Regions from separate parts of the Homo sapiens genome. Here region 1 is linked to region 2. The links are chromatin loops, found by intact Hi-C in ENCODE. Cell type or tissue: PC-3. All regions are shown on one strand. Region 1 overlaps APC (APC regulator of Wnt signaling pathway). Region 2 has its middle 13 kb from the start of DCP2.

Region 1 (2,500 bases), 190 kb after region 2:
TTGCCTAGTTGAACCCTGAGGTCCTCTAGAATTCAAACTTTATAGATTTTCTAAATAAGAGCTTTAAATAAAACATTTGAGCACAATAAAGTTTTATCATCTTTACCAACAAAAATTCATTAACTATTATATATTCAGGCCTAAAGTTGGGTAAAACATATTGCAATTTACAAATAACTATAAATTCAGTTATCCTGAATTTTAATGGATTACCTAGGTACTTTAAAATATCAAGTTATTAAAGTTTCAAATAAGTTGTACTGCCAAGTTACTTACATTTTCAGTTAAAGGAAGACTATCTATTCTTTTAGTGAGATTCTGAAGTTGAGCGTAATACCAGTCTTTTTCCTTTTCTTCTTTGTCAAGATCAGCAAGAAGCAATGACCTATTTTTTTTTTTTTAAAAAAAGGTACGTTTAAACAATGCTAATAAAGACTGCAGAAGAGCAATACTTACATCAGTTGTTATTGCAAACTTCTCTACCTAAAGTGCTAATAATGAATTACTCAAAAAATTTACATTGATTTCAATTTTTAAAGGTAGGACTTAGAATATTACAGTCATTAAAATTAGAGTATTAAAAAGAACTTTTTTTCTAAATAAACTGGTAATCATCCTTAAAAGAATACTTACACTTCACCAAAGGCTTTCTTCATATTTATAGTCTAAGAATATAATGATAGGTAAAAGATACACATATAACAAAACTCAAAATTAATATAAGAATAAAAAGTATAGTAAAGGAAATAAGAAAAGCAGCAATGATGCCCAGAAAACAAACCCAGAATATAAGAAGCTATTACTTTGGACACTGATGTGGCTTTCAGCTTCACAGCAGCCAAAATAATAAGAAATATACTGTCATTTTGAAATAAGAGGAAGTTATGACGGAGAAAAACTTCTTAGTTTGGAATCTGAACACCAAATGATGGTGTTCTCCATAGCAATCTGTACTAAGAAACTGTATACCTGAGCATTATAAACATAAATGCACAGTAAGAGTGTTACAGGGATAAAACTCAAGAGGTACAAAAAGTATATAATTTATCTCTTTTCACGTGGCTCTTTGCCAGAGCTACCACTGTTATAATTTTCTTAGGTATACTTCTAGAGCTATTCTATAAAAATACAAGGACATATGTGCATACTTATATGTACATTTTAAATATAAATTGTAGCATATTATTATAGTGTATGTTGTCCTGCAACTTTTTTTCACTTAAAAATTGATCCTGGGGGCCAGGTGTGGTGGCACATGCCTGTAATGCCAATACTTAGGGAAGCCGAGGCAGGTGGATCACTTGAGCTCAGGAGTTCAATACCAGCCTGGGCAACATGATGAAAACCCAAACCCCAAAATCCCATCTCTACAAAAAAATACAAAAACTAGCCAGGTGTGGTGGTGCATACCTGTAGTCCCAGCTACTTGGGAGGTTGAGCTGGGAGAATCACTTGAGCCCAGGAGGCCAAGGCTGCAGTGAGCTGAGATCATACCACTGCATTCCAGCCTGGGCAATGGACTCCTTTCCAAAAAAAAAAAAAAAAAAAATCGATCTTGCAGAACACAAATAGGCACAGGTTGAGTATCCCTTATTCAAAATGATTGTGACTAGAAGTGTTTTTGGATTTTGGAATATTTCTATTATACTTACCAGTTGGGCATCTCAAATCCAAAAATGCTCTAATTAGCATTTCCTTTGAGCATCATGTTACTCAAAAACTTTAGGATTTTGGAGAATTTTCTATTTCCAGATTTGGGATGCTCAATCTATACTAGGTATTTTTTTTGTTAGCTACATAATATTCCAAGAATTCCCTAGTATTCATAAATCTATGTAGGGATACACTACAACCAACTCTTAGTTGGAGGGTACTTAAGGCTTTTCTAATCTTTTGTTATTATAAACAATGCTGCATTGAATAGCCTTATACCTATACCTCATTTAATACATATACACTCATTTATATAAAAGAAATTCCTAGAATATATAAATTTTTAACTTACTGCCCTTGTGAGATGTTATACCAATGTATGCTACCATCATCACCAATTTAAGTGTTTAATTCAACTTTTTGCTTTTTCATGTCTAGTTTTTTTAAATGGTGTATCACTGGTTTTAATTTGATTTCTCTTACTATGAGTGAGATTAAACATTTTGTTCAAGTTTATAAACCATTTGTATTTCCTTTTCTGTGATTTTTCTTATTTGTAGGACCTTTTCTATATTAAAAATGATAGTGCTTTGTCAGTTGTTGGGCTGCATATAATTTTCTGAACTTGACACTTGTCTTTTTAACATTTTTTACTCAGTTGACCCTTGAATATGGGTGTGAACTGCATGGGTCCACTTATACAAGAATTCCCTTCCACTTCATTATGATTTTCTTAATAACATGTTTTCTCTAACTTAACATAGTATATAATACATATAACATACAAAATATTTGTTACTTGACTGTTTATGTTATCAGTAAGGCTTCAGGTCAATAGACAGGCAAT
Region 2 (2,500 bases):
GAGGCCGAGGCAGGCAGATCACGAGGTCAGGAGTTCGAGACCAGCCTTACCAACATGGTGAAACCCCAACTCTACTAAAAACATAAAAATTAGCCAGGCGTGGTGGCACATGCCTGTAATCTCAGCTACTCAGGAGGCTGAGGCATGAGAATAGCCTGAACTTGGGAGTCAGAGGTTGCAGTGAGCCGAGATCGCGCCACTGCACTCTAGCCTGGGTGACAGAGCAAGACTCCATCTCGAAAAAAAAAACAAAAAAAGCTCTAAGCTAGTGATTAACAACCTTCTTTTGCATGAGGAACAAATTAGAAAAAGTAAAATTATTTTTGAACTTTAAAAAAAAATCTTAACTTTAAAAATCAGAAATACAATTTCTATAACGGTTCTTAAGAATCTGCTTATTAATTTCCTGTCATTGACTAAAATTTCAAAACTAAGTTATTAATACACACTAATTATTATGTTGAATCTTTGAATAAATTTTGTTGTTGAGTAAGTATCCTAAAGGCTGGCTTTTCTTTCTTTTCTTTTTTTTTTTTTTTGAGATGGTGTCTCACTGTCACCCAGGCTGGAGTGTGGTGGCGCGATCTCAGCTCACTGCAACCTCCTCCTCCTGGGTTCAAGTGATTCTCCTGTCTCAGCCTCCTGAGTAGCTGGGACTACAGGCACATGCCACCATGCCAGGCTGATTTTTGTATTCTTAGTAGAGATAGGGTTTCACCATATTGGTTAGGCTGGTCTCAAACTCCTGACCTAGGGTGATCCACCCACCTCGGCTTCTCAAAGTGCTGGGATTACAGGCGTGAGCCACCATGGCTGGCCAAGGCTGGTGTTTATTTTCTTAATGACCTTGTAAGCATCTTAACCGGAAAAAGGAGTTTGTCTTATAGCGCCTCTTACAATGAATTCTTTAAAAGAAGTTGTTTTGTTAAAAACAATGATGAACAAACCAACCCAAAGAAATACAAAGAAGCACCTCTCCAATCACTCACTGGTAAACTCATCAGCTAAGTTTGGCCCCATAACTCTGTGCTGGCTGGTCTTCATGTACCTCCTAAGTCCCCAGTTGTGTGGCACTCTCCAGAGGCCCCACCTGGGTAGACCTAACTATTTCCAGAATACACAAGGAAGCCAAGTATGTTTTATCTGCTACCAGCAGAGGGTGTTCATTCCTTTTTTCCATTTTTAAATTTTGCATCATACTGCTGAGTAATATTTTTAGTACAAGAACATGACTTTAAAACTGCAGCTTTTGACATACATAGGACTCCACTTCTTAGGAGTCCTGTAATGGAACTGGGAAATGGCAGTGTTTTCTGGTTAAATGACTCAGAACTCTGAAGAAACCCTTTCTCACACAACGAAACCTCCCCCTTAGAGTTACTTCTTTTAGTCATCACAGCACTGCCAAACAGTGATACAATCTCACTCTGTAATTAGTTTTCTATTGCTGTTATAACAAATTACCACAGACTTGATGGCTTAAACAATACAAACGTATGGCCAAGTGCAGTGGCTCATGCCTGTAATCCCAGCACTTTGGGAGGCCAAGGCGGACAGATTACTTGAGGTCAGGAGTTCGAGACCAGCCTGGCCAACATGGCAAAATCCCATCTCTACAAAAAATATAAAAAATTAGCCGGGCATGGTGGCACATACCTGTAATCCCTGCTACTTGGGAGGCTGAGGTAGGAGAATCGCTTGAACCTGGGAGGCAGAGGTTGCAGTGAGCCAAGATTGCACCACTGCACTCCACCCTGGGCAACACAGTAAGACTCTCTCAAAAAACAAACAAACAAGTTCTCACAGTTCTGTAGGTTAGCAGCCCAACACAGATCTCACTGGGCTAAAATCAAGGTGTTGGCAAGGCTGTGCTCCCTAGTGAAGGCTATAAGGAACAATCAGTATCCTTGTTTTTTCCAGCTTTCAGAGGCCGTCTACTTCCTCAGCTCATGCTCCCCTTCCCCCATCTTCCAAGCAGCAATGACAAGTGATTCCTTCTGACGTTGTATCTCTGAGCTTTTCCATCATTCCACCTCCCTCTGATTCACTCCTTCTGGTCTTCTTTCACTTTTAAGAACCCCTGTGATTATATTGGGCCCTCCTGGATAATTCATGATCCCATGGTCTTCTCCCTATCTTAAAATCAGCTGATTAGCAACTTTAATTCCATCTTCAATCTTAATTCCCCTTTGCTATTAACACATTCAGAGATTCCAGGGATTAGGACGTGGACATCTTTGGAGGACATTATTCTGCCTGCCATACTCTCTGTGTCCTTGTTTAGTAGCCCCTTCTCTGTGTCTACCCATCTCCTTACTTTCCTATCTCCAGGAATCACTGACATAAATTTTTATCATTTGGTAATTGCTAGTTTCATTAACTTGAATTTATGGAATTGTATCTTTTTTGTTCCTCTTGCATGGGATTACCCAGTTTAAAAATTATCCTTATTTGTTGGTAAAATAACAGGATATCTGGGATTTGCTTTAAAATGATCCGT

What was found. A loop is a pair of places that touch in the nucleus more often than their neighbours do. Peaks named below come from ENCODE experiments on the same cell type or tissue, not always from the same donor. Only the 100,000 strongest peaks of a DNase experiment are listed, where the experiment ranks them.
Region 1: it touches region 2 in a loop (3-fold over the local background); 2 of 110 quality-filtered maps call a loop at or near these places.

The regions. Positions count from the first base shown.
Region 1 is chr5:112,773,514-112,776,013 of GRCh38, reverse strand. It overlaps APC (APC regulator of Wnt signaling pathway), which reads right to left. Exons shown (of 16, transcript NM_000038.6): 5 at 277-385. Among named protein-coding and RNA genes, the nearest start is that of APC, 37 kb to the right of the region's middle. In PC-3, no CTCF peak of the experiment used is centred here; no DNase peak of the experiment used is centred here.
Region 2 is chr5:112,962,803-112,965,302 of GRCh38, reverse strand. No RefSeq gene overlaps it. Among named protein-coding and RNA genes, the nearest start is that of DCP2, 13 kb to the left of the region's middle. In PC-3, CTCF peaks have their summits at 960 and 1,160 (motif pointing right); a DNase peak (open chromatin) is centred at 1,212; H3K27ac peaks cover 1,156 bases.